2 separate regions of the Homo sapiens genome follow, and region 1 is linked to region 2. The links are chromatin loops, found by intact Hi-C in ENCODE. Cell type or tissue: PC-9. All regions are shown on one strand. Links, peaks and the distances in the headings refer to the core of each region. The heading gives the core; the rest is flanking DNA.

The links. Hi-C counts contacts between places; a loop is a spot of excess contacts. Peaks named below come from ENCODE experiments on the same cell type or tissue, not always from the same donor. Only the 100,000 strongest peaks of a DNase experiment are listed, where the experiment ranks them.
Region 1: a loop joins it to region 2, with 2.1 times the contacts of the local background. A loop is called at or near these places in 2 of 110 quality-filtered maps.

What each region holds. Positions count from the first base shown.
Region 1 is chr3:106,177,218-106,192,842 of GRCh38, reverse strand. LOC105374027 (a long non-coding RNA gene) reads right to left here. Exons shown (of 3, transcript XR_924311.3): 2 at 14,295-14,342. It overlaps LOC107986110 (a long non-coding RNA gene), which reads left to right and starts at 1,575. Exons shown (of 2, transcript XR_001740838.3): 1 at 1,575-3,653; 2 at 4,319-5,948. RefSeq lists an enhancer at 8,388-8,437. In PC-9, for the core only: no CTCF peak of the experiment used is centred there; a DNase peak (open chromatin) is centred at 8,622; H3K27ac peaks cover 1,192 bases.
Region 2 is chr3:105,992,248-106,007,872 of GRCh38, reverse strand. It overlaps LOC124909403 (a long non-coding RNA gene), which reads right to left and starts at 9,401. Exons shown (of 2, transcript XR_007095991.1): 1 at 9,317-9,401; 2 at 1,202-5,607. In PC-9, for the core only: no CTCF peak of the experiment used is centred there; DNase peaks (open chromatin) are centred at 9,442 and 9,812; H3K4me3 peaks cover 899 bases; H3K27ac peaks cover 2,049 bases.

The DNA of each region.
Region 1 (15,625 bases), core at 4,134-12,133, 190 kb before region 2:
CAGTGCTCTGTACCATGTCACACTGCCATCCCAGTCAGAACTGATTAGATCAGGAATTATTGCCAGAACCAAAGCGTCCAATGAGTTTTCTTGGCAGGGAAACTCTATAGAATAGAGATGTCCTATTGTGAGATGAGACCGGCCCACCCTGATCTGATTGATGTTCTCCAGTGGAGTCCCGTCATAGCACAAAGATAATTGAAGAGAGCCGGATACCTGCGAGGGACTCAGCAGAGGCCATGCCCCAACAGCAGTAATGATAAAGCAGAAGCCAAACAGTAGAAAGACACAAAGTTAAAGATAAACAGAAGAGAAGCAGAGGCATCAGAGACCTGAAACCAGAAAATGCTGAACTCCCAAGTTGCTGATGGCAGACAGGCTAGGGAAGAATGAACAGTTTCCTTATCTCCCCAACTTCTAATGGATCTATGTTTCCTCAGTTCTTGGTGGGTTTTGCCATAAAATCATGTTTCCTGTTATAAATGAGGAATGAGTGTCTATGCCTTATAAACAAAAAAAAAAAAAAAAAAATAGCAACAAAGCAACTATTTCTGCTTTTCTTAATTAGCTTGATGTCTTTACTTCTTTATTACTTTGTCTTTATTTCAACCTATAAAAACATAAAACAAAAGATAGTTTCGGAGTATTTACAGTTTCAGAAGCTTCTAACATCAACCTAAAACCTCCTAGTTGCTTTTTCCGTATTGAGAATATCTACAAATTTCGGTTTTGTTGTTGTTGTTACTCACCCCCACCAACACTGCCAAGGGATTTCTGGGGTACCTATATCAAAGGGAAATTTTAGTATCTTTCAGACTGATTTCTTAGGTCCTTGTCTACTTCTGTGCCTGTCCTTGTAATTGAGATTGTAGATGTAGGGGCTCTGTTTCCACTACACTATTAGCAAATGTATTTCCCACCCTCTTTTACATAATTACTGCCTTGAATCCATTAGAGCAACTGCAGGAGGTAATTTTGCACCCTTACCTTGGGCTGTTGTCACCATCCCCTCTCTCTCTTTCTTCACTAAAACCTCAAGGGGTTTTGATTGTAAATTTTGTATTCTATGAGACTAATATATTTATAATATCTTGCAATATAAGTTAGACTGGTGAGTGCATGACTGTTGCACTTTAAATAGCCCATCACTTAAAGACAGAAACAATTACCAATAGCAGGCTCTGAAGAGATGCTTTACATTCGTATATTTAAATGGCTCCCTGTTCCAGTGGAATAAATAAAATAAGGCATTATTTCTTTTCCTGTCTTGTTTTTCTACTAAATGTCTACCTTTCATGTTACAATAGTTGGGGAATATGTGCTTCTAAGAAAATGTGCTTAAGAGTGATAATTCAGGGAAAGCCTGCACATTAGTCATCGAAGTAGATTTTTAGTAATTCCCATTTTCCCCATGAAAATAACTGAGTAAAATTATGATAACAGAATGTAATGCATACCACAATTATTTTGCTAAGCTCAGCCTCTGAAGTGCAAAAAAGTGTTGTGACATGCTTGAAATCAGTGCTTAAGCAATTCTATATTTATTTTAGCATTTGATTTTTAAGTTTTGCTGCTACTACCTTAGTCTAAATAGCATAACATGGAAAAGCAAGTGCATTGAATTTTTGGAAAAGATAAAATGACTTCTCAATTTATGAACCCAACATCTGGAATTCTCCAGAGCACTTCCTCAAATCAATATTTTTCCATTTGTTGAATTTCAATTGTTTTAGATAATGTCTTTGACATCATATCAACTCATTAGGAGAGTATTATTGTTTCACAAGAGAGTAATTCTGTCAAAAGCAAAGCTAAGATCACAAGGGATCCAAACTCTATTTTCATGTAAATATATTTAATAAGGAGAAGAGGCAGAGGAAAAAGAGAATGGGAGATAAGTCAGTCTAAATGGAAGATGAGTGCTTCAGATTATTAGAGAGATTAACATATAATATATAAAGGTATCTGGGCTAGTTGTATCAATTGATTAGATCCTATATCAAGCATTGATGATTTGATATTTGCATGGGTCACTAAGTTTTGCACAATGGGGAGAAAAGTTTAACAGATACTTCTCTGTGGTCAACAAACCATTCTGAATGCATGAGGTGATGGGGCAAAAAATTGTTGATGGCCCCACACTGTCAGTCAATCCTAACCACTGGACATCAACCCTAGGTGCTGGTCTCATTTACAGTGGTCAGTAGTCTTTTGTGCCTATGAAAACACATGGTTAATATCGTTGGAAAGTCCAGATTTTGCTGATTACTTCACATAGCAGGCACTTAATAACGATGTGCTGAATAAAGGAATGTCTGATTTTATGGACTCACATGAAGCAGTCATTATGCAATTGCACAGATACTTGTCATGATAGAGAATCATGAAGGACAGAAGCAAAAATCAGGGGTGGAGGTAGAAGAAGACTGAGAAAGCTTTCTACAGTTTTTCCTGATTTCCCTTTTATTTGCTCTAGCCAAGCAATCTTGGCTAAGAGGGGAAATGAGCTGAGAGCATTTTGGACAGAAGGGGAAAGTGGAACAAAAGCACAGGGTACAAAGAGCTCTAAGATGCATAGCCCTGCATCAAAAAGGAAATACACTTTTCTCTCTGTTGTACCTCTTATATTGTCTTAATGACTTCAAGTTATTTTCAAGGAACCAGGAAATGCACAGAGATCCCTCACTCCCGCCACAACCAAGCCTACACCTTCAATGCATACCTACATTGTTACGACAGAATAAACTGTCACACATTTGTTGTGTACCTACATTTGTTGGGACAGAATAAACTGTAGAGTCAATTATCTCCTGAATAGTTTGCCAACCCTTGCTAATACTACTAGACACTTAGGATGAGGATGTCCTTTTAGATTTAATAGAGCTCATAAAATAATCACTCCACGTAAGTGAATTTAAGGTTTTAAAGAGAAATATCTCAGTAATTGGGCAAAATCTTATCAGTGCCTAGAGGGAATGGAACTTTGTTTAATTGTTTTATTGAAATAAGAACAGACACCCAACAAAGAAATAGTAAGAAACGAGAAATGCTGAATTGGAAAGGAGTTTGCTTGGTAGTTAGCAATGTAAATATACCTATTTTTTAAAGTGCAGAAAATAGCTGGTTGAAAGGAGAGAATAAAATTTCATCTTTTATAATGTTGATACTTAGAATTTATATAATATCTCTGATCTTTATCACCATATCTATAATCCAAAAAATTTCTGAAGGCGTTAGGAGGTGGTCAATGTTATTTTCAATTTGCAAAGTAATTATTTAGCAATAAAGATTATGTAAGGCCAGCACCAGCTGTGAAATAAAAAAAAAATGGAAACCAGAATTGCGTATTCAAATTTACTATGGAGTTTCCTATATACCCACTCCCTTTTAAACCAGCACCCACATAAAAAATTAGAATGGTGGTCTGTTAAGAATGACCATCTGGGTGACTGTTCTCCCTTTTTCACTAAATGCTATGGTCTGAATGTCTATGCTGTCCCAAAATTTATATGTTGAAAACAAATAATCAATGTGATGGTTTTAGGAGGTGGGGCCTTTGAGAGGCCATTATATCATGAAGGCAGAACACTCAGGAATGGGGTCAGTGCCGTTATAAAAGATGCCCTGGAGAGACCTTTTGTCCCTTCTACCAGGTGAGGATATAGTGAGAGGGTATCATCTGTGAACCATAAAGAGGGCCCTCATCAGACACTGAATCTGCCTATGCCTTGATCTTAAACTTCCAAGTCTCCAGAACTGAGAGAAATACATTTCTGTGATTTATAAGTTTCCCAATTATGGTATTTTTATAGCAGCCAAATTGGACTAAGATAGCAATTCTATAATGATATTGTGTAATGGAATAATAGAGCTAGTGAGAATATATGACATTTCCTTTTAATATAAAACTTTATACATGCCACCTGAGATCACCAGTTTTCCTTTTAGGAGGAAAAAATCTGGTTGAAGCAGAGGTTCTTAGACTTGTAGCATTTCCAATGTAATAGAGTAAATGGACAAATAAATTCTTAGAATATCCTTAGGCAAATGCCTGATATAGTCCTCTATCAGGACAACTTCATTTTTAGTATTTGATTTCTGAATATATATATTTTTAAATATTATAATTTATATCACATTATATGCATTTTAAAAGATAAAAAGGCATAGTCTCATTTTCAAAATTGCCTTACAAATTTATTATATACGTGTGTGTATATATACAAATGTACATGTCATTTATTATGCACATTATCTTATTTAATTATAATAACCTAGGGAATTAAGACTTTACATCAGATTTTCTTTTCTTTTTCAGATTGGAAAAGCATTGGAAAATTTGTCCAAAGTCACTCAACAGATTCATGATGGATCCTGGATTCACAGCCAGCTTTACTTGGCAATAAAATTCAAGTCCTGTTCACATCACAACACATTTTTACCGAAAGAAAAATATGATGTGTAGATGTTTGGAGGCATCCTATCTTAATGAGGCTTTTGTTAGAAAGAGTTTTCTTAAAATTACAGGGTTGGGGAAATAAAAAATGTTTGTTGCTCAGATTAACAAAAAAATGGTATATAGAAAATAAAGCTAAGAAAGGAAAGTGCAGACAACCAAGAGACTAGAATTTTCAATAAATGGCAAAATTGTGGTGTTCTGTGGTTACCTCTTGAAGATTTGGCCTGAATCATGCAACAATTGCCCCTTACCCTCAGTCCTCAAATTACAATAGTGAAAGAGGTTTCTATAGGTATTATATTTGAATCTGCTATATTTTGTTTATTACTTGCAAGGACATATAGGAGAGCAAAAGTTTTCCCTCTAATTTCTTAGGTTTAGTAACTGGAACTTGTGAATTAAACTGGCAAAATACAGATTAACAGGAGAAGAGTCATAGACATTTTATTTTAAATTTCATATGCAATGTAGTTCCAGAGAAAAGAAGTGAAAGCCTGAAGAAGCAATTAGACTTGAGGAGTTATATCTTTAACAAAGGGTGGTGAGTGTAGAGAAGTGACTAGATTTTTTTTAAGATGGTTTTAGGCTTCCAAGGGTGATAAACCATGGGAAGGAAAATACATGAGGGAAACTAATGGTATATAGGAGTTATTTAGTAAGGTTTGTTTACACAGACTAATCTCAGTGGTAAGAACGGTTTTTCTCCTTTTTCTGGTCAGGGGAAGGAGAAGGGACACCATCACAATGGGAATTTGTGCTTTGCTGGTAGACAAATAGGAGCAGAGCAGAGAACTTCTTTCTCTCAATTGTCTTCAGCTCAGAATAATCCTTATGCCAAACAGGCATAATTTGGAATTACATATTTTCATCCTCTCCACACACAAGCTTCCGTATAAAGTTCAAAGACAGTAGTATTTTCTTATAATTCACTCTGCCCCAAATATTAACTAAGATGACATTCTTTTTCCAGCTTGATTCTGCAACATTCACTTCCAGAAACTTTATCACTCTTAATCCTGGATTGAAGGAAAATATTTGAATGTGATAAAGGATATATATTTTAAAAAGAAAGGAACTATAATAAAAGGCAAGATTCAGAAATTATGTTGTAATCTGTGACTTAGTGCAATTTAGTCCTTGAATTTCTTGTGTGCAATTTATTGAAGCTATCTTATTATATGTTAATTCTGTGTCTTCTTTGCCCTCTCTTTTTGTAAAAATTTTCTTTTTCTGAATTTTTTTCCAGAGTCAATCATTGATCTTCTTGATAACATTCATTTCCCTTGGTGAACTAACTTTGGTTCATCGCTTTATCATTCTTCTCCAGGCTGTTTTTGAAGGGTCTGTGAGCTGAGAATGGTTTTTAATAGATAAATGCTCACAATCAATTTGGGGATAAGAAATATTATTTTGAATCTCAGTTACAAAAAATGTTATCCTTCATAAAATAATTCATTTTTTTCTCAGTAATAAAAATGTATTTCAAAAATATGGTGTCCTTATTATATTTTAAATTTTGCCAATAAAAATAATAAAAATTGATTTTCTCTAATTATGTAAGTACCTAGATGATTTTTAAAATTTTGTCTCTTGACTTATACAAAGCCTAAAATATTTATAACTGCCCCTTTATAGAAAAAGTTTGCGAACCTATTTTCTAAAGGTTGGATCCACTCAACAGATATCTTTTATTTGGACTTCAAAATGTGCTTCAGAATGCACGAAAACAATAACTACAAAAACATATATTAATTTCTTTCTTTCCTGAACTCAAATAGCAACTTGCAACAGCATGCTTTCTAGAGTTGGAATATTCATGTGTTACATTGTGTGTAGGGGGTTGGAGGGTGTGTGTATGGGTCTGTGTCTGTAGAATTGGACCTCATCTCTGCTCTTCAACAAAATTTAGGTTTAGAAAAGGGAGTAATTTCATAAACTTATTTTGTTTCTCATGAATGATACTATTTTGAAATTAACAAAAATGATGCTCAGTGAACACCAAACCAATAAATGTTTAAATGAAATGGAGAATTTGAGTCTTAACATTAAATCTTAAGCAAAATACACATTTTAAGGATTACGAATACTTTACTTCAAAATGAAAGTTGTCATCATCAGCTCCCTATACACTCAAGAATTCTCAGTGAAGTGAACAGAATTAGAACTACAAGTGAAAAAAATTAGAACTGCAGTAAGAAGTTCCTGTTAGAGACATGACTCAATCTCTCAACTCCTATGTGGCCGTGGAAAAATTGGTTTATCTGGCTGATAAGCCAGGTACCTTTTTCTAAGTACCTTGAAGTGGCTGACCTCTAAGATTCCTTGAAGTTATGACAATCTATAACTGGTATGGTGGGCAGTCTCACCAGCAAGTGACTTTTGTGGTCCCAAATGTTATTATTTAAAGGGGTACAAGTCAGATACTCTTTCTGCAAATTATCAGCCTTACTGACTATTGACGTTTTGTTATGGGTTAAATAGGCATCATACCTAGTTTCCCCGTATTCTCAACTCTCAACAGAGATAGCTACTATTGCTATTCCTATTTCTTTTCAGACAAAGAATTCAAAAGAGATTGAAGTCATTTACCCATGGTTATAAAACCCAGAAGTGTCAAAACTGAAATTTAAACACTGTTTTATTTCAAACTTAAATTGCTGATGCCCAAGCTATATAGTTTCATGGTTTAGTGGTCCCCTCCTGAAAAATGTTTTCATTTTCTAAATTTGAAGAAATCTCCTTTGAAAGGCAAAACCCTTAAGCTTGCTTTGCCCGACACTTTATCCCCTTGACAAGAATCAGGGATGGCAGGAAGACAAAGGGAGGGTCAGAAGGAAGAAGTGGCTCTGGCAGAAGTAGATGGGAAGCCAGCAGGGATGAACTTCACCTTGATCATTATGTTGCCTAAGACAGGTCTGACTTCCAGTTATAATTAAACATGAACATCTTTACCAAGCATTCATTTACTTCATGTGTTTTAGAGAAGAACATTCCACCCTAATGCGACAGAAAGGTTAGAGTTAAACTAGAAAATGAGATTGGAAATCCCATCCAAGCATGTAGCATGCAGTAATCCCCCTATATGGAGGATAGGTTCTGAGAGCCTAAACCCATGGTTAGTACTAAACCCTACATATACTATGTGTTTTCCTACCCATATATACCTATGATAAAGTTTCTTTTATAAATTAGACACAGAGATGAATAACAATAGCTAATCATAAAATGGAACAATTAATATACTGCAGTAAGGGTGATGTGAATGTGGTTTCTCTCACTCTTTCTGAAAATATCTTTTTGTAATATACTCACCTACTTTTAAACCCGCAACTAACCATGGGTAACTGAAACTACAGAAAGAGAAACCACAGATTATAGAATACCACTGTACTCTCTCTGCCCAAGTCCTATCCTCAAAAATGTCTTGATTACTACAAAATGGCTTTTTCTTTTTTTTTTTTAACTTTTTAAGTGAAAACTGAACTATTAAGTTTATATATTTGATGATCTCCTATTTTCTAACTTCTTTCAAAATAAATCAAAGAATATATATGTGAATGTATCTATATCTTTAAATTACTTAGAAAGAAAAATTTTCCCACCACATTTATCTCAGCTAACTCATGAAACTGAACTCATTGTTTCAGTTCCCAGTGAAGTGATATTAACAAGTGTTTTTAGTTGGGGGAGTAAAGAAGGAGGTGCGTATAGATCTAGGGGAGGTGGGAGATGGGAGGGAGGCTAGACCCAGTGAGATGGATAAGATTAGCAGCCTAATGAAGCATCTTGCCATTGAAGCCCATGTACCATAAAAATGCACATACGAATTTATTTTTATAAAAATATAGCTGTCAGCTTACATATTATAATGCAGTTGGCAAAAAATAAGTTAATAAAAAAGTTCTCTTCTAAAATTTGTTAGATTGCCACAAAAAGGAAGCTTTCTACAACGTTTTTTTTTTTTCTTAGAACCCTTGGGTTAATGAAACCTAGTCTGTTACAGTTACTGTTTTTCTTCTCTCTACTCAGCATGGATTACTTGATGTCTCATCTATGGCAGAGTCTGCCAAGACAATTGAGCAAGTCTAGTGTAGAGAACTTTAATGTAGTTGGAACATATCCAGCATCAAACAAGAGTCTGTGTCAAGATCTAAGACTAGCCAGATTTTCTTTCTCAGGTGTCATTTTCTTTCTCAGGTGTCATTTCCTTCTCTCTGGAGTCATTGGGTGTCTGATTCCTTGAGTCCTCAGGCTATCAGGAACTTTCAGAAGAGATGTGTTTTCTCTGGTTAGATAACATGCCTTGGTGCTAATCCTCAAATCTCCTTGAATTCAAGTGTGTCCTGAGGCAAGAATTTTCACTGCTTGCCTGTTTCTGCATCTGAAATTTATGGGTTTTCTCATTCTGAGCCAGTTCACAAGTTGGCTGATGATTGGTGAGATCAATTATCTTTGTGAGAAAGGAGCTCTACAAATGTTAAATTGTACTAAATCATTGAGTAACGTAAAGCTGCTATGTCAAGTTACAGAAAGCAATCAAAGCTGCCTAATGCATCTGTTGCCTATTTTTAGAGCCTGAATCAACTCATGGAGCCAGTTAGGTAACTCACATAATAATAACTGAGTACTTATTATTTTTTAGTCATTATGCTAAAATGTTTCATATGAATTAATTTATCCACCTCATACCAACCTGTGAGGTAGGTAATGCTATTATCTTCCACTAGCAAATGAGGTAATTAGCCCAAGGACACCGATTGATAAATGGTGCACTAGAAATTGAAGCTGAGACTTCAGGTTCCAAAACAATTCCATTGTACTGCTTACAATGTAGTCATGCCCTTTGACCTCCAATAATAATAGAATTTCATGCCAAGACTATTTAGATGTTTAGAGCTAACTCTGAAGTAAAAATGCCTGCATGGCACTGCCAATTGCTAGGTGCCGACCCTTGGGCAAAGTGATATTAACCTCACCTGTAAAATGGGGTCAATAACCGTCCCTGCCCATAGGGTTGTTTTGAAGTAATCCATGTAGAGCATGTACACTAGTGCTCAGTACGTAGTGAGCATTCAAACATTTTAGGTACTATTAGCACTTACATAATGACACTATCATTTCTAATCACATTCAGCTGGAAGGCATGCATATGAATAAACATCAATTCACAGGTCCTGTCTGACCTATTGATTCTCACTTGCTGATATAATCAAAATAAAACAGTAATAAGGCAGTGCAGCCTCTTACACAGACAGCAGCCTGGCTTCGTTCTAAGATTTAAACATCAGTTTAAATCAGCTATTTCAATCCAAGCCATTTTGAATGAGGTAATGGTTTGTGTGCGTTTTAGGAGAAATTACAAAGTAAAGTGAAGTAATGCCTTCATTATGCATATTAAGGGTTTGGATTCTGCATGGTCAGTGGGTAGGAAGATTCTGGACTTATTTCAAACCGCCCTTGTAATTGTATCTGTCTGCCTTTTGTATAAGCAGGTAAGAACTGCTGAAACCTCTAACTAGCCAAAGAATAGACAGAAAGAAACCATGTATATTCACATTTGTTTCCAAATAGCCTATGGAAGCCACAGGGAGTTATGCAACCTTAGAGAGAGAATATTGGAATTTTTTTTGTATTGATGTATTTAATGATAACTCCCTTAAATTCAACCCCCCTAGATTAACTTTGAGTTTGAGTTCAAGCTCTGCTACTTAATTAGATTTGTGACCTTAAATATGCCTTTAAGTTTCCTTTTCCGCATTGGGAAAGTATAAATGATACTACTACCTACTCATTCGTAGTTGTAGCATTTAAGAGAATCTATGCAATTAGTATAGTGACTAACATACTATGTTATCAATAAGTTTTAGCAATTATGATGTTATGAGTATTCTTATTGTATATTCTGCTAGTAATTGAATATGACTGTAATTTAAGCTTGTCTGTCGATTCTGCATAGTATTAAAAAGCTTAGAAAAGAGCATAAACTATGTTTTATAAAAGTTAAGCAATTAAAAATGGCAAGAATATATACCTTTTACTTGCAAACTCTTATATGTCCTTAAATTCCATGTAATGAAAGCCAACTTTTTGTGTGTTTTTTAATCATACAAAATCATCAAACCATCAAGTAATATTTGTAAAGTATCTGCATAAGCATGGTATCACGCTGGGTGCTGCAATACAATAATTAATAATGATATCATGCAAAAACAGTATTTTTCAAGGTTTTAAATATGGTTGTAAACTAATTAATTTTCATTGCAAATATTTTTATAAGAATAAGAAACTCATTCTTGTAAAGCATGGTTTGAATGAACTGGATTCAGATTGCGAGGCAGAAGGGAACTCAATTCTTCTGATACTCAAACCCAAATCCTATCCAGCTTTTAGTCAGTGTGTGGGAACATCAGTAATTTATGTGCCTTCTATTTAAGTTGAGGAGCTAAGATGTTAAGTAAGAGAACTCACATGGAAGAGGCCTTAAATTCAGTTTATCTTAAAGTTTCTCATAAACGTGCTTTTCATCTATGAAGCCTATTCCTGGCATCATAGAAGATTGCAGTTGCTCTCTTTCCCTTAGCAACAATGAAGAAAATATGCTGCGGAAATGTGAAACATATAACGTACAAATATAATAGTATTAACATTCTTCCCAAGCTTGTTACTCTTTCCATTTTTCTCTTGACTTTTATTTCTTTTCTCTCTAGAAAAATACTGTTATTTTGAGAAAAGGATAGTAAGCCAATGAGCACCTGCCAGGGGCAGGAGCATAACCCTATAGGAAACCCTGAAAGACTGTCCGTAAGCATCAGGGAGATAGGGTTTGAATCCCAAACCATCTTCTATTAGGCTGGTGCAAAAGTGATTACAGTATTGCTATTACTTTCAATGGCAAAGACCGCAATTACTTTTGCACCAAGTTATAGGTTTGAAACTCTGGAAATTAGGTAGGTTCTTTGTCTTATCTCTGTCCTCTATATTTCACCTTTTATTTCTAAAATACAAATACTACAAATACTAACATCACAGGTTTAATTTTTAAGACTACTATATAGTAGAAATTAAAAACAAAATAATAACTCTTTGTCTAATTCATTTTCAAACATGCTAGCCATTTTCATTCATGAGAATAAAATGTCTGTGTAGCCCTTCTACATCCAGAAAGCTTTAGCAATACACTCAATACACATACAAAGTATGTTTGATTTGTTTTACCAATAGTTTATAGTTAGTGATAACCATCTCTGATATAAGTGATTCTCAAGCTAGACTACACATTAGAATCATCTGGGACCTTTAAAAAATACTGATTCTCAGGTTCCATCCCGAATTAATCAAACCATTATTTCTGGCAATGGGACCCTTTGCAGTCATTGGATTTTTTAATCAGTTAAATAACTCCACTGTGCAGCCAGTTTTAAGGTGCTTTCTTAGAAGGTTTATCCATCTTTCATGTTTCAACTCAATTCTATAGTCTTCCCTTATCTTCTTGACCCTATATCATATTGAGGCTGAAAGTGTTGCATTTATTTACTGCATTCTTAATGATGTATCTTGTAAATGCTGGATGTATTTGTATACATTATTAAGAACAGTAGATTTGACTACATGTGCAGATTTCAAGGAAATTCAAGCACGGTATCTGACAAGAAGTCTCTCACAGCAACACAAACTTTGTCTCCCCCACTTCTCAAACTTTCCTCCTGAACATAGAAGCCTATTTATTCTTTTTTCTCAACCTTTTTATAAAAAGTGATTTTATCTAGTTTTTCCATTTGCAACCCAAATACTCTCCATCCCTAAATTTACTTTCCTTCTGGGAAGTGAAATAATTTTAATATGTGCAGAATTGCCTAAATGCAGTTAGATACATCTGCATTAGTCTAACCAAATATGCATTAATTTTGTTTTGCACAGTGGTTTGTGATTACCTGAAATTTCCCAAAGGTGTTTTTCCAGATAAACTATTAGCTCTTATTTCTGGATCTGCCTACCATGGCTCACAGGTAGAAAACCCAGGCTATTATTGTACCCCTAGTTCACAGGCGTATCTCCAGACGCAAAGGATTACAACAAAAAATTGTGAACCTTCAGCTCAAGGGAGGCAGATGTGTACTAGAGTCAAGACTCAGAAAATAATATGAAGCTTCTTTTATTCCTTTAGGAAAAAGGATAAAAGAAAAAGGGGTAATTAAGTCTCTTTACATCCACCACACTCAGCAGCAAATGACTTCTTGTTTAATAGAGTTAACAATGAGAAAATTTATTTCCCTTTGAATAATTGCCTTTACTTAATTACAGTTAATCAAAACCTACAGGAGTAAAAATGCTAGAGAATTGTGCTGCCACTTTGTTGCTTTTCACAGAAGGTTTGTATAGAAGAAATAGATAAAGGAAACAAATATGTGGATTTTAGATAACTTCCCCTAATTAGAATAAAGACTCATCCTAATACAAGGGAAAATGCAGTTTGCTTTCCTATTAATATAACCAAGTTTCATGGCTTTGAGACCTCTGATCTGCTTGGATTACATTATAGCTGTCATCTGCAATCTGTATTTCTTAATAATAGAATTTGCTCACTTCCTTAAGTTAAATTGTTTTGGGGGAAACATTTAAGAAGCAATGCCTTCACTTGGGAAGCATAAGGTTTAAGTCACACAAACTGAAGGTAATTATTTTGCTAAGTTAATTAGGAATGTTTATGTATTTGATAAAATACAAATACAATTAGAAGACAAATAGATTACAGCATGAGGCTTAAGGACCATGGACTGATGTCAAAGTATATAGGACATCATTATTTAGATATCTGTAAGGTACCTTAATCCCAATATGTACAAAACTGGACCCAGCATCTTCCTTCACTCTCAACCCTGTTTGGTTCATTTTGAAAAAAAAAAATGAGGAACATAGAGAATAAGAAACCAGAGTCATCCTAAACAAGTCTTCTTCCCTTCCCATCTTTCCATATGTAATTCATCACCAATGTCTGTTCATAAAAAATTCAGACACATCTCTCCACTCTGTTCTCCTATCTACACCTCCATCCTCACTACCACCTGAAACAGGTTACAAGTACCCCTAGGACTGGACTGCTGTAAATGGCTCATAAGTGATCGACCCACTGTCATCCATCCTTATCCCTGCTCATGCATTTGCCCCACTACACCTAGAAAAATCTTTGCAATCTTTTCCACACAAATCTGATTGTGTTACTCCTGTCCTTTTCTGATTCCCTATCCTCCCTCAGCTTTGAAATCCTTTAATTTTCCTCCTAACATCTCACAATCTCCTCCCCGTCCCTAGTCCTGGCCTGACCTTGTTTACCATGTTTACCCATGAGCACACCCCAGCTCAGTGTGCTCCTTGGCTTCTTCCCTCAGCATCACCATCACCCAGCCAGGATATTCAGAGGACCGAACCCTCTTTCCTCCCCTTTAGTCCCAATTTACTCCTATTCATCCTACAGACTTCAGATCATTTCCCTTTCCCAATCTTCCTGCATGCATTAATTTTCCTATTATGCTACCTCAGAGTACCATATACTTTAGCACTTAAAACAATTGCAGCTTTACAATTATTGCTTATTAGTTACTGTCTCCCCCAATAAACTGCATTTGTTTGCCATTATATCTTTAGTGCCTTCTACAACTCTAGGTCACTTAAGCATTTAATAAATAAATATTAATTTAATGAATTAATGAATTAAACGGCTTGATTCCCATAGAATATGACACATTTTGAAAATCCCACAACAATTAGGGCATACCTAAATCTTGTATGTTTCAGTAAATGCTATTGAAAAAATATCATATTGACAGGCAACTCCTACCTGGATTACGGTAACCTGTCACTTCTTGTCTAATAGGAAACTGTGGTTCTGGGGAGGAGAAAAAAAACACATAATTATAAAACATGATATAATGCCAAATGGGTTACAATCCAAAAGGCTCTGAGCTTAATATAATACCTAAATTCCAGTGTCAGCCAAACTAATTTCCAAGCATATATCTTATAGTTGAAACAAAATGCTTAACACTTGACCCTAAGTATGTATAAAATCTGTGATGGTTAATATTCAGTGTCAACTTGATTAGATTGAAGGATGAAAAGAACTGTTCCTGGGTGTGTCTGTGACGGTGTTGCCAAAGGAGATTAACATTTGTGTCAGTGGACTGGGAGAGGCACACTCACCCTCAGTATGGGTGGGCACCATCTAATCAGCTGCCAGTGCAGCCAGAATAAAGGAGACAGGAGAAGATGGAAGAACAGACTTGCCGAGTCGTCCGGCCTTCATCTTTCTCCTGTGCTGGATACCTCCTGCCCTCGAACATCAGACTCCAAGTTCTCCAGCTTTTGGACTCTTGGACTTACACCAGCTGCTTGCCAGGGGCTCTCAGGCCTTTCACCAGAGACTTAAAGGCTGCACTGTCGGCTTCCTGGCTTTTGAGATTTGGGGACTTGGACTGATCCACCACTGGGCTTCCTTGCTCCTCAACATGCAGATGGCCTATCGTGGGCATTTACCTTGTGATTGTCTGAGTCAATTCTCCTTAATAAACTCCATTTCATATATACATATATTCTATTAGGTCTGTCCTTCTAGAGAACCATAATACAAAATCCTTCTAGAGAAAAACGTCTCCTTGAGGGTCAATGGCATACTTTTCTAACTAAATTTGTCTTTTATAGATGCCAAACTCTTATTGGAACATAAACTTTGAGACTATTTTTAGAAATAAAGATTTTTAAACATCCATATTCTAGGACTTTGGAGGTTTTCCATTTTGTCAGCCATTTTTAGACTCTTTAGCACTCAATGCTATGCCTGTGTTCCTGGAGTAGTAGTATAGGAATCACAGATCCTGAGTTTTTGTTTTTATTTCCTCTACTGGTCTATCTATTTATATAACATGCATAATTTGGTAGAAGTTATTTTCATATGTCCACACTTCAGTTGCCTCATCAATAACATGGAGATAAAATGTCTATTTAATCCTTAATAGGAGGATCAAATTAAATGCTGTGTGCAAAATACCTATAAGGTTGTGAGATACACACTGGGTTTCCAATTAATGTTAGTTCTTGTCCTCTTATTTTTCTTTCTCATTTGTTTCATCATTTTGACCACTCAGGGTCTTTTAAAATGTGGAGATCTATACA
Region 2 (15,625 bases), core at 4,854-12,853:
AACTGATTCACAGTTCCACACAGCTGGGGAGGCCACGGAAACTTACAATCATGGCAGAAGGTGAAGGGGAAGCAGGCACCTTCTTCACATAGTGGCAGGAGAGAGACGTGCAAGCAGGGGAAATGCCAGACGCTTATAAAACCCTCAGATCTCATGAGAACTCACTCACTATCATGAGAACAGCATGGGGGAAACCACCCCCATGATCTAATCACCTCTCACCAGGTTTCTGCATTAACACTTGAGGATTATAGTTCAAGATGAGATTTGGGTGAAGACACAAAGCTAAACTACATCACTATTATATGGAATTCTGATCACCATGATTCTACATTACTATCTGCTATGCCTTAGTCATAAGTTTAGATACTCTAAGTTTCACCCAATTTGGAAATAAATTTTATACTTGGGCCCTTCTTAAACTTTTGGCCCAGACCCTTATGGCCCTTTTCAAAGTGAATATCTGTAGTTGGATTGCTTTACCCTGTCCTTGACCCCTCCATTTTCAGCTTACTCTGTACTAGTTTCTAACCATATGTCTCTAAGGGACTGGTATCATCTCCCTCATGAGACAATCCAACAGTAGTAATAATGTCCACAAGGCCACCGTGAAGCCAGCCTTTGGATTCTGAAGTGGCAGCTAAGCTCCCGAAGTCCCAGCTGTGGTTATATGCATTTTTAAAAAAGAATAGAGAATAGGAGGTAACAGGCAAAGCAAGTAAAGACTTGTGTATTTAGCCCTAAAAGGGAAAAAAAATAAGCAAATAATTCATCTTGGTCATAGCATGTGCTGAAAAAATGTGGTACAACATGCAATAGAAGTTTCCATAAACTACACTGTAATTATACAATCTGTACCTTAAGCTTGTTTGAGAATCACATGGATTTAGAGCATAACTATGGCTAAAATTTAAAGTCCACGTACACAAATAAGTAAAATAAATCAGTCTTATTTTATTAATAAAATGAATGTTTATACCCAAGTATAAAGCACTGACTTCTGCCTCAGCTGGAGGAATTATAAGTCAGTAATGCATCTTATAAATCAAGTGCATGAACCATTCATCATCTTCTGAGATTCTAAGTCAGTTGTGTTCACAAAGCAGTTGCATGACTTGGAAACAACTCCTGGGATGAATAAATCAGTCACTTCCAGATATATGAATAAGTGACATGACCCATAAATCACATGACTACATACTCGTGCTTCATCAATCAGAAACTTTTATTTATAATTGAAAATTTGAAAATACTTATTGTGAACAATTTACTAAACACCCATCCCAAATTCCCATAGTACTGTAAGATGAAATGCATAGATGAAATTCCACAAGACTACCCCGACTCCAGGTGTCAGTCATAAGTAGCAGGTTCCTGGTTATTCACAACTTCTGTCCAACCTAGTTACATATCAGGGTTCCCACAAAGCCCTTCTCTGTTTCATAATTTGCTAGAGCAGTTCACAGAACTCAGAAAAGCACTTTACTTACTATTATCCTTTTATTATAAAAGGAACAGTCAGATGGAAGAGGCAACTCAGGAACAGTCAGAAGGAAGAATGTATTGGGCAATATATGTGGGGAGAGGCTGGGAATTTACACACTCTGTTGGACCATGCCACCCTCCACGTGTTCAGGAATCAGAAATCTCTCCACCCTCTGTTCTTTCGGGTTATTGTGGAGGCGTCATTACATAAGCATGATGGATTAAATCATTGGCCATTGGCCATCGGTGATTGACTCAACTTTCAGCCTCTCTCCTGACCCTGAAAGTCCAGGAATTGGGTTAAAATTCCTAAACCTCTAATCACAGGATTGGTTCCCCTGGCAACCAACTCTCAGTCTGAGGTTACCCAGGAGCCCCAGCCTTTCGTTATCTTATTAGCATACAAAAATTATATAACAATATCACAGTCCCATATGGAAAATATAGGCAAGTACAACTAACTAATCCACAAACATACCTTTTAGACAGTGTCTTTGGAGATATATGAATATAAATGTATCAACTATTGGAAATTATTTCTTTGAGAGAATGTTTTTGAAACTAGGTAAAGTAATGTAATTGTAATGCAAAGTAAATGTTAACCTAAATAATCATGTTCATAGGATACACTAATGTTCCAATTAGTGTATCTGAATTTTATTAACATAATCATGTTTTATGTTTGCATAGTCTTTTATACATTTATTCTTACAGTTTTGTTGGTGGTTATCACCATTTAATAGACGAAGAAAATATCTAAGATAATTAAAATCCAAAATTACATTGCAATTCAGCACAACTAGAATTTAGGTTTTCTGTGTTCTATTTCTGTATTCTTTGTTTCACCATGTTTCCTTTCATACATTTTACTGCCACTAAAAGGGTATGGATAATTTTTCATCTTTTTATAAATGTATAAAATTTACTGATTAAGACTTAAAGTTTATTCATTAAGCTTAAAGTTTACTAATTTAGGCTTATGTATACAGGCCTAGAGGTGTCACCAACACTCTGAAGCACTTACCAACTCCTAGTTTTTAGTGTTGTAATAATCATAAAATATTTATTCATACATCATTTTACATCTGATATGAGCTGAAGCTTGGATTTTGCATTTGGGATGACAAATGGCTCATTTCTGGATAGATTCCCTATAAGTCATTACAAGTTCTATGACTTTTGTCATTGAACAAAAACCACTATTGAGTGATGGAATTTCATACACCTTTAACTGTAATTCACCTGACTGCATAATCGCAAATTACTGATAATGTAAAATCTATCCAAATGTGTCCACACATATTAGCTGATGATCAGGCCGCTCCACAAGGAATGTCAGGCCACTCACTGTGCTTATTTCTGTGGCTTAATGTGGGTGAAAGTTCAAATAATTCCAGTTCTCATTATCAAACGGATAGCTTATATAAAGTCAATTCAGAGTTTAGCAAGGGATACTGATTTTCTGACCTCATAAAGAGTACAATATTCAGTGTATACCATAAGAAATACTAATTAAAAGTCATTTTTATTTATTGGCTTGGGCATTACTTTGACTTTCACCATTCCATTTTCATTTCAGATTTTTTTCATTGGAACTGTTGTTTTAATCGGCTTACAGATTGTGTTTTGGCAACTCTTTCCTTCTCATATCAGTTATCATTTGGGAAAGAAAAAGTGAAAACTGTACTACAGAATTCGCAGTATTAACTTCAAAGCATGGCATTTAGAGTTAGATTCTTTTTGAGTTGCTGCTTGGTAATTTGCTAAAAATAATAACGATTCCTCCCTCATATCTCTGGAAGGGCTTTATTACACACTCATTAAATTGTGCTTAGGTAGCATAATTATATAGAGTTCAGCATATTTCAGTTTATCAACAGAGTGAGTCACTTGGGAACTGTATAGACAATGTGGGATAGGGCAAGATTGCTGGGAAGACAGAATTTACTTCTATTTCCAGTTTAGGTGGTGGGTTGTTTTTGGTTTCGTTTTTGTTTTTTATCTTGGGCATGTCACTGATTCCTCTGGTCTGTTTCTCTGTCTTTGAATTGATAATTTGATTTCCCCCTTCGTGGTTCTTAAGAATATTGTGAGCAAGCATTAATGAAGCGGATGCACTCTGAGTTCCTCAGATAAGACTACGTAAGTCCAAAACCTTATGACTGAGTCATGTGAGGGTTTAGGCTTCAAGATTCCATTTGGTGTACATATTTAAAGGAAAATAACCTATTTTAGCAGTTGGGAATCTACTGCTTTTAAGATCTCTTGGGTAAGTTATAACATTTACTTCAAACCTATCCCATGTATAGCTTTTCATTTCTCTTTTAAATCCCTATTGTTCTTTTCTTGGTAGAGAAAGCATACATCTCATCTTTATCTTTGACAAACTTATTCAGTAAATGCAATTCCCCAATATGTTGATCACAATTATAGAATTTCTATGAAATTCTTAGATTTGATAAAGTTTCTAGAGAACTTTAGCTCAAGCTAAAATGTGTATGATCATTGTGCTATGCACATAACAAATCCTTGATAAGTAACAGTTAAGTCTGGATTAAGTTGAGGACTTTTTTAAACAATAATTTTATTAGGAAGTTATTATTAATGAAGTTATATTTTGGTAAAATGCCACTAGTCCACCTGATTTATGATATCTAGGCATTCCAGCATCTATGACAGGATTTTATTTCATAAGACTCCATCTCCACCCCTACAACCCAGGAGGCAGACTATAAAATAATCATCATTTTCCACCTCATCCTGTCCATCTGGATGTCAGATGGAAGCAAAGAGATCCATAACCCTTTGAAATAAGTGAGGTGGCCTGGGTAGCATTTCTTAATGCAACCTATGAAACCAGGTTTTAATATCCACATCTTTGAACTATTACTAAGTGGATACTGGAGGCCACATTTTCCTCCACAGTCACTCTATTACCACATCTTCTAATTCATTATTCTTTAAGTACTTCAAGATAGTTATAATAGAATTAAATTTTATGTAATGCTCTTCATCATCCAACAAAGTACATTGCCGAATCATCTTTAAGCCTTCGACCTTTTCCCGATGAAAACACTTCCCTTGCCTGTACTTTCACTCTGAATCGTCAGCCTATGTCAACCTTTGCTCTCAATCTGAATTTTTATTCTTGGAATGCCTGCCCAAGACAAAGGAAGAAAAGGAAAATGAAGAAAATGGTAAAACAAAATGGAACATTAAGCAAAGGCAGCATAGCTCCAAGAAAATCCTTAGAAGAATATAAAGCAATTTGTCAGTTCTTAAAATTAAAAGCTAACTATCAAATATCATCCCAGAATATTAATGTCTTGAGAAAAGCTTGACATAACTCCTGGATAGGTATTTTGGAGTCAGCAACATAGTTTCAGTCCTCCGTACTCCAAATTCATCACAGGATTTCACTTCTTGATTATTTATGGTTGTTTTGGACCATGTAACTAGTCTGGCAAATGAGGTGTGAGTAAAACTGAAGTATGTCACTTCTGGGCTATAGTGAGACTCTCCAGAGCAGTCTTTTCCCTCTGCTAGAAAAGGCAATACTCATTATGTTGGCTGTCCAATTAGCCAGTATACCTGAGAATGCATGATAAGTACCTGGCAATGTGCAATTGTTAAGGAACACGGGTAAGAAATCAACCTTTATTCTTTTAAGGCACTGAGATTTGAAGTTGTGTTTTATGGCAGCATAACCCACACTATTCTGACATTACAGATACTCACCTTTGTTAAGAATAATAAAAGGAAAGTTCTCAGCAAGTACTTTTTAATGCTTTGAGAAACTTTCAATTTGCATTTACTCTAGTTCTTAGAACTTTATCTGACATAAAATAAACAGATGGCTTAGACTCATACAATAATGCTCATTAAATTTGTGGGGATAATATGAATTATTCTCATGTAGTTATTTATTGAATATTTTATGGTATTCAATAGATTTATTCAGTAGCTTCATCTATTTTCAGAACATAAGTCAGTTTTAGCTTAAAAATTTCTACTTACATAATGAAATGGGTTCACTTATTCCCAGGTGGCTGATTTGTCTCATGTAATATGATGTTACACAAGGGTTCACCATTCTTCCCTGTTAATGACTTATTTGGCACACTACAATGTAAGAAGCCAGGCAAAAACTTCAGTGAGGAGAAATCTTGAGTCTCCACCATTATCCCCACTTTGTTTATGAGCTCAATGGTCACGAACTGGGAGAGTTGAAGAAAGAAACAGACATCCACAGCGTGATCATGTGATCTACCTGACTAAGAGTCTGCTCAGAAGAGGATATCATTAGATGACCATTTACACGAAAAGCAAATAATCTCTCATTCCGGCATTATTTCAAGAGATCCATTCATGAGTCTTCTCCCAAAATCTTTTTGTCACCAAGATTATAACTGACTCTGAGTTCCTGTCCATGTGGCCTAAGAAATTCCCTGTTCATAAATTATGATAGACCTGTATTTCTGACAATTTCTCCAGTTGCAAAGTCTTCCACTTTGACCTTTCTAACATAGATAAATTTTTATCCTTTCTGTTAATACAGATCAAGTAGGGAATTAATGAAGTGTTCATCTATTTCAGTTCTAGAAATGTAATGATCAATTAGTTATTGCCAAAAATAACTGCAGATCAAAGTACTTCTATTACCACTTTGGCTCTGCTGCCTGTTAGAGTAACTATTATAATCTTCTCCCTTTTCATTAAGTGCTGCTACTTTGCCTCTGTTACGAAGGGATTCTATAACCCCATTGAAATCAGACAGTCTGTTTCAGTGTCATTATTTCTCTTCTTTATCCTTGGTCTACAGAGAACAGGCACTACAGGGTTTCTACTAACGTATTTATCTATACTAATTTATTTATCAGTTCTGTGGGGAAGGGACTATAAACTAGGACCTTTCAGAAACAGAACTACAGGGTGACTGAGTCGATTGCCTCTCAGAGATAATTTACTTCAGCCATCCTATTTCCCCAAGTTTCTACATTATACTAAGGAAATTCTGACATCTCTATTTCTTTTCTTTTTTTAATAAATTTTTTAATAATTTCAGCTTTGATTTTAGAATCAGGGAGTACATATACAGATTTGTTACATGGACATATTGTGTGATGCTGAGGTCTGGGGTACAAATGATCCCACCCAAGGACTGATCATAGTACCCAGTAGTTTACTTTTCAATCTGTGACCCTTCCTTCCCTCCCTCCTCTAGTAGTTTCCAGTGTCTACTGTTGCCATCTTTATGTCCATGAGTGCCCAATGTTTAGCTCCCACTTGTAAATAAGAACTTGCAGTATTTGGTTTTCTCTTCCTGCATTAATTTTGTTTAGATGATGACCTCCAACCACATCCACGATGCTATAAAGGACTTGATTTTGTTCTTTTTTATGGTTGTCTAGTATTCCATGTTATATATGTACCCCATTTTCTTTATCCAATCCACTGTTGATAGAGACCTATGTGTATTCCATGTCTTTGCTATTGTGACAAGTGCTACAATGAACAGACGAGTGCACTGGTATCTCAGTTTCATTCATCGTAGGCCAATACGGAGCCGAAGTTTTAATCAATCCACTGAGAAAACATTTAGCAGCACTCTTATTTTCTCAAACTAGAACTCTAAATCAAGAATTTTGAGTTAAATAAGCTCTAGCTGTATACGCCCATATTAACAATAACAAGCAAAAAGCCTATCCAAATATGATATCCTTCCCATCATTGTCTATAATCTCAGAGGCCATTTTCATAAATTCTCCAGATTTTTTCTTGCTATATTAGCAAAATGTTGTAATTATTTTTGGTATGGAACCTGGTTTATTTTGTAAATGACTCCCTAGGTTATATTGAAACCTGACATAATTTATAGGCCTTGAGGTAAAAAATGGAAGTAGACATATTGAAATGAGAAGAATTTGAATTCTCTTGCAAGATAATTGTTTCAAGTGAGGAATTTACTGGATGCAAAAAAACTAGACACATGAGTGAGAAGGAGAGGTTTCTTCTGCTGGCATAGGAGGTAGATTGACAGGAGATTCAGGGAATTCATATTTGTCCAATTAACCAAAACCATTGATTAACTTTCCAGATCCTTCTCATTTTCAAGAAGTAAATTAATTTTTACTCAAGAGAAGTAATGTAGTTATGAATGTGATCTGCAGTATAATTCAACTACCCTGGTACAGTAAGTGTGATGAATGTGGGGACTGATTCCAAAAAAAAAAAAAAAAAAAAAAAAAGACAATGAGGTGACAGTAGCACACTGTGAGCTTAAGATAAGCATTATCTGGGCAACACTTTAACAGGTTTTGGGGTAGAGAGAAAGACCTCAGAGCATAAGAATATCCAAGAGATACAGCACAGGGACCACTGTTCATAGTGAGACAAGGGCAAGAGAACTCCCAGGAGAAAGAGAGAGATCAGATAGGAGGCTTGTGTTTTAGGCAATGTTCAGCAGTCCTACAGTAAATCTCTGGGGAGTCCAACACTTCCAAAGGTTAGAATTGGAGTCTTTTATATCTATAGAGTTTATCTTATCTCTGCCTAGTAAGTGTTTGGTACATTTTCATCGAATATGGAAAGCCAAGAGGCTCTAAATGGCTAAAACTCTGCACATTGGGGGTATGTTTAAAACAACTGGATATATATGAGTTAGAGTTTAGTGGTGTCAAACTTTTGAGTTAACAGACTTCAGCCTGTTATAAAGAAGTAAACAACATATGGCCAATATACAGAGGCCATCTTGGGCTCCTTTATATAAAACCTAGAAATCAGAAATTTAGACTTCTGAATTCGGACTTCTTCAACTCTGCTGATATAAGAGATAAGACATCATCTTAAGGCAATCATAGAAATATCTGGGTTCCCTGGTCATATTTTGATGCATTCAAAGCTCTGCAGTACAGTCTGAAGTAGCCATTCCACCCACACAGTCTTTTTATGCTTGAACTACCGTTAATGGACTATCACAGCAGTCACTCAGTTTAGACAGCTTTGTCTTTAATAGGACTTCATTCTAGCATTATCACAAGACATAATTTAAATGTTTTACCACTGGTTGTCATGGAAACAAATCCTATCTGTTAATGATAATTAGACCTTGCCACATAGTCAACCAAATATTAAGATTTCTTTGAATATTGATTACCGGCAACCACTTGATGAAGCAATTATTGTGTAACTCAAATTTCACCTGTAGGTAGACAACAGAATTCTGCTAAAGTCTGAATGTTTGTGTCCCCTAAAATTTATATGTTGAAGTCATACCCCCAAGTTGATGGTATTAACAGGTAGGGCCTTTCAGAGGTAATTTGGTCATGATGATGGATGGTGCTCTCATTAATGGGGTTAGTGCCCTTATAAAGAGATTTTTAAAATCTCATTTGTCACTTCCACCATGTGAGGATGCCATGAGAAGGCACCTTCTGTGAACCAAAAAGTGGGCTCTCACCACATCCTGAATTAGCTAACACCTTGATCTTGGACTTCTCAGCCTCCGTAAATGTTAGAAATAAATTTCTGTTATTTATAAGCTAACCAGTTTCTGTTTTTTGTTTGCTTGTTTGTTGTTGTTGTTGTTGTTGTTGTTGTTGTTATAGCACCAGAAATGAACTACTAAAAATTCATTCTAGTTAGTTCAAGCAGATAAGAGCTAACAGAGGAAAATAGATGAATAAGAAATTGTAGGAGAGGGCAAAGCAAGATAGCCACATAGAACACTTGACCTATCTATCATCCCTCCCACAGGAACACCAATTTAACAACTATCTACACAAAAAAGCACCTTCATAAGAACCAAAGATCAAGTGAGCAATCACAGTACCTTGTTTTAACTTCATATCAGTGAAGGAGGCACTGAGGAGGGCAGGAAAGACAGTCTTGAATTACAGATGGCACACTTCCTCTATGCCCTGGCAGTGACCACATGGTATATAGACAGAATCTGTGTCCTTGGGGGAGGGACAGCACAGCAACTCTGGGACTTTGCATTCAACTAAGTGCTGCCCTGTCACAGCAGAAAGCAAAACCCAGCTAAAATCAGCTGACACCCACCCATGGAGGAAGCATCTAGACCAGCCCTAGCCAGAGGGTCAGAACTCGAGTTTTGGCAAGTCTTGCCATCACAGGCTGAAGTGCTTTGGGGTCCTCAATAAATTTGAAAAGAAATCTTACAATTCCTAGGCAAGTCCGAGTGCTGTGCTGAACGCAGAGCTGGTGGACATGAAACACCAGCCAGGGCAGCTAAGAAAGTGCTTGCATCACCCCTCCTACAACTCCAGACAGCACAAATTGCAGCAACAAAAGTGACTCATTCTTTTGGCTTGAGAAGAGGAGAGGGAAGAATAAAAAGGACTTTGTCTTGCATCTTTGATACCATCTCAACCAGAGTAGGAAAGAGCACTGGGCATAGTTGTAGGGCCCTGATTACAGGCCATAGCTCCCAGATGACACATCTAGACATACCCTGGGCCAGAAGGGAACCCATTGCCTTGAAGGGAAAAACCCAGTCCTGGCAGGATTCACCACCTGCTGACTAAGGAGCCCTTGAGCTCTGAAGAACCAGAAGTAATACCCAAGTACTATGCCGTAGGCCTTGGGTGAGACTCAGATGTGCTGGCTTCAGGTACCAGCTTGGCCTCAGTGGGGTAAAGCACCAAGTGGGTTCCTGGGGTCCCTGATTTCAGGCCTTGGCTCTTGGACAGCATTTCTGGACATGCCCTGGGCCAGAGGGGAGCCCATTGCCATGAACAGTGAGTCCCAGGCCTGGCAGCATTCACCACCAGCTGACTGAAGAGCCCTTAGGCCTTAAAGGAACATCAGCAGTAGACTGGCAGTAACCCCAATGGATCTGTGGTGGTGGTGGACTGGAGAGAGGCCCCTCAGACTGTGGAAAGGGCTGTATCTTGTGGTTTAAGAGGCAGCTCAACCACAGTACAATAGAACACCAGGTAGAATTCTAAAGTTTTTTTTGCTCTAGTCCCTAGCTCCTGGATATCATCTCTGGACCTACCTGGGGCCTAAGGCAACTCACCACCCTAAAGGGAAGAAAACAAGCACGACTGTCCTTACCACCTGCTGACTGAAGAACCCTAGGGCCTTGAGCAAACGTAAGTGGTAGCCAAGTAGTGGTTACACCAGACCATGGGCAACACCCAGTGCTGTGCTGGCTTCAGGTCTGACCCAGTCTCAGTGGTGGTAGACACAGGGTGTAAGTGTCACCGCAACCCCAGCTACATGCAGCTCAGTACAGAAAGAGAGACTCCATTTGCTTGGGAGAAATTAAGGGTAAAAAAACAAGAGTCTCTCTCTGGTAATCCAGAGAAATGTTTTGGATCTCATCCAAGAACACCAAGGTGCTATGTCTACGAGCCTGCAAGAACCACAGCATTACTGGGCTTGGGGTGGTAACCAATGCAGATATAACTCAGATCACAACAACCAAGTCCCTTTGAATAGCAAGAATGCCTTCCTGAGAAGGAGAAGTACAGACAAGCCCAGACTGAAAAGACTACCTTAATTCCCAGAAACGAACAAATATCTATAAGCATCAAGACCGTCCAACAAATCATGACCTCACCACACAGAATAAATAAGGTGCCAGGGACCATTTCTGGAGAAACAGAGATATGTACTCTTTCAGACGGAGAACTCAAAAATAGCTGTTTTGAGGAAACTCAAAGAAATTCAAGATAACACAGGGAAGGAATTTAGAATTCTGTCAGATATATTTAATGAGGAGATTGAAATAATTAAAAAGAATCAAGCAGAAATTCTAGAGTTGAAAATGCAATTGACATACTGAAGAATGCCTCAGAGTGTCTAATTGGCAAAACTGTTGAAGCAGAAGAATTAGAGCTTAAAGACAGGCTATTTGAAAACACAGTCAAAGGAGACAATAGAAAAAAGAACAAAAAGAATGAAGCCCGTCCACAGTATCTATATTTAGTCTCAAATGGGCAAATCTATGAGTTATTGGCCTTAGAGAAGAGGTATAGAAAGAGACAAGGGTAGAAAGTTTATTCAAAGTGAAAGTAACAGAGACCTTCCCAAACCTATGGAAAGATATCAATATTCAAGCACAAGAAGGTTATAGAACACCAAGAAGATTTAACCCAAAGAAGACTACTTCAAGGCGTTTAATAATCAAAACCCAAGGGACCCTTTGTCAGATGAGTAGGTTGCGAAAATTTTCTCCCATTTTGTAGGTTGCCTGTTCACTCTGATGGTAGTTTCTTTTGCTGTGCAGAAGCTCTTTAGTTTAATTAGATCCCATTTGTCAATTTTGGCTTTTGTTGCCCTTGCTTTTGGTGTTTTAGACATGAAGTCCTTGCCCATGCCTATGTCCTGAATGGTAATGCCTAGGTTTTCTTCTAGGGTTTTTATGGTTTTAGGTCTAACGTTTAAGTCTTTAATCCATCTTGAATTGATTTTTGTATAAGGTGTAAGGAAGGGATCCAGTTTCAGCTTTCTACATATGGCTAGCCAGTTTTCCCAGCACCATTTATTAAATAAGGAATCCTTTCCCCATTGCTTGTTTTTCTCAGGTTTGTCAAAGATCAGATAGTTGTAGATATGTGGTGTTATTTCTGAGGGCTCTGTTCTGTTCCATTGATCTATAGCTCTGTTTTGGTACCAGTACCATGCTGTTTTGGTTACTGTAGCCTTGTAGTATAGTTTGAAGTCAGGTAGCATGATGCCTCTGGCTTTGTTCTTTTGGCTTAAAATTGACTTGGCGATGCGGGCTCTTTTTTGGTTCCATATGAACTTTAAAGTAGTTTTTTCCAATTCTGTGAAGAAAGGCATTGGTAGCTTGATGGGGATGGCATTGAATCTGTAAATTACCTTGGGCAGTATGGCCATTTTCACGATATTGATTCTTCCTACCCATGAGCATGGAATATTCTTCCATTTGTTTGTATCCTCTTTTATTTCATTGAGCAGTGGTTTGTAGTTCTCCTTGAAGAGGTCCTTCACATCCCTTGTAAGTTGGATTCCTAGGTATTTTATTCTCTTTGAAGCAATTGTGAATGGGAGTTCAGTCATGATTTGGCTCTCTGTTTGTCTGTTGTTGGTGTATAAGAATGCTTATGATTTTTGTACATTGATTTTGTATCCTGAGACTTTGCTGAAGTTGCTTATCAGCTTAAGGAGATTTTGGGCTGAGACAATGGGGTTTTCTAGATATACAATCATGTCATCTGCAAACAGGGACAATTTGACTTCCTCTTTTCCCAATTGAATACCCTTTATTTCCTTCTCCAGCCTAATTACCCTGGCCAGAACTTCCAACACTATGTTGAATAGGAGTGGTGAGAGAGGTCATCCCTGTCTTGTGCCAGTTTTCAAAGGGAATGCTTCCAGTTTTTGCCCATTCAGTATGATATTGGCTGTGGGTTTGTCATAGATAGCTCTTACTATTTTGAAATATGTCCCATCAATACCTAATTTATTGAGAGTTTTTAGCATGAAGGCGTTGTTGAATTTTGTCAAAGGTCTTTTCTGCATCTATTGAGATAATCATGTGGTTTTTGTCTTTGGTTCTGTTTATATGCTGGATTACATTTATTGATTTGCGTATATTGAACCAGCCTTGCATCCCAGGGATGAAGCCCACTTGATCATGGTGGATAAGCTTTTTGATGTGCTGCTGGATTCGGTTTGCCAGTATTTTATTGAGGATTTTTGCATCAATGTTCATCAAGGATATTGGTCTAAAATTCTCTTTTTTGGTTGTGTCTCTGCCCGGCTCTGGTATCAGGATGATGCTGGCTTCATAAAATGAGTTAGGGAGGATTCCCTCTTTTTCTATTGATTGGAATAGTTTCAGAAGGAATGGTACCAGTTCCTCCTTGTACCTCTGGTAGAATTCAGCTGTGAACTCAAACAAATTTACAAGAAAATAACAAACAACCCCATCAAAAAGTGGGCAAAGGACACGAACAGACACTTCTCAAAAGAAGACATTTATGCAGCCAAAAAACACATGAAAAAACGCTCACCATCACTGGCCATCAGAGAAATGCAAATCAAAACCACAATGAGATACCATCTCACACCAGTTAGAATGGGGATCATTAAAAAGTCAGGAAACAACAAGTGCTGGAGAGGATGTGGAGAAATAGGAACACTTTTACACTGTTGGTGGGACTGTAAACTAGTTCAACCATTGTGGAAGTCAGTGTGGCGATTCCTCAGGGATCTAGAACTAGAAATACCATTTGACCCAGCCATCCCATTACTGGGTATATACCCAAAGGACTATAAATCATGCTGCTTTAAAGACACATGCGCACATATGTTTACTGCGGCATTATTCACAATAGCAAAGACTTGGAACCAACCCAAATGTCCAACAATGATAGACTGGATTAAGAAAATGTGGCACATATACACCATGGAATACTATGCAGCCATAAAAAATGATGAGTTCATGTCCTTTGTAGGGACATGGATGAAATTGGAAATCATCATTCTCAGTAAACTATCGCAGGAACAGAAAACCAAACACCGCATATTCTCACTCATAGGTGGGAATTGAACAATGAGAACACATGGACACAGGAAGGGGAACATCACACTCTGGGGACTGTTGTGGGGTGGGGGGAGTGGGGAGGGATAGCATTGGGAGATATACCTAATGCTAGATGACAAGTTAGTGGGTGCAGCACACCAGCATGGCACACGTACACATATGTAACTAACCTGCACATTGTGCACATGTACCCTAAAACTTAAAGTATAATAATAATAAATAAATAAATAAATAAATAAATAACCCAAGGGACAAGAATAAAGAAAACATTCAAAAGTAGTGAGAGAAAAGAATCAAATAACAAACAATGGAGCTCCAATACTTCTGGCAGCAGACTTTTCAGTGGAAACTTCACAGGCCAGAGTGGCATGAGATATTTAAAGTGCTGAAGAAAAAAACTTTTACCCTAGAATTGTATATCCAGTGAAAATATCCTTCAAACATGATGGAGAAATAAAGATGTTCCCAGATAAACAAAAGCTAAGAAATTTCACCAACATCAGAACTATTCTACAAGAAATGCTAAAGGGAGCTTCTTTAATCAGAAAAAAAGGATGTTAACGAGCAATAAGAAATCACCTGAAGGTATAAAGAACTCACTGGTAATTAGTATGTACCCAGAATAACACAAATTGTTATAATACTGTAACTGTGGTGTCTAAATCACTCTTATCTTAAGCAGAAAGACTAAAAGGTAAATCAATAAAAAATAATAACTACAGCAACTTTCCAATACGTAGACATTAGTGTAAGATATAAATAGAAACAACAAAAAGTTAAGAAGCAGGAGGGAACAAAGTGAAAGGGTAAATTTGTAATAGTTTCATTTTTGCTTGTTTGTCTGTTTATGCAATCAGTGTTAAGTTGTCTTCATTTTAAAATGAGTTGTAAGATAGTATTTGCAACTCATGATAAACTCAAACCAAAAAATACACAACACATACACAAAAAAGAAAAAGTGAGAAATTAAACCCTACCACCAGAGAAAATCTATTCCTTCTTTTCTTCCTGTTTTTTTAATGAAGGTGAAGACTACAATACAACTAGAGAACAAAAAACAAAATGTCAATTTCTTAGTTATCAATAATAACATTGAATGCAAATGGACTCAACTCTTCTATCAGACATAGAGTGACTGAATGGATTAAAAACAAAGACCCAGTGATATGTTGCCTAAAAGAAACACATTTCACCTATGAAGACACACAGACTGAAAATAAAGAAATGGAAAAAGACATTCCTTGTCAACAGAAACCAAAGAAGAGCAGGAGTAGCTATACTTAAATCAGACAAAATAGATTTGAAGACAAAAATGAAAAGAAGAGACAAAAAAAGTCATTATATAATGATAAATTAGTCAACTCATCAGGATGATATAACAATTATATTATATAACAAATATATTAGATGTATATGCACCCAATACTGGAGCACCAGTTATACAAAGCAAATATTATCAGATCTACACAGAGAGATAAGACCCAATACAATAAGAGCTGGAGACTTCAACATCCCACTTTCAGCATTGGACAAATCATCCAAACAGAAAATAAACAAAGAAAGATTCGTCTTAATCTGTTAATCTGCACTATACATGAA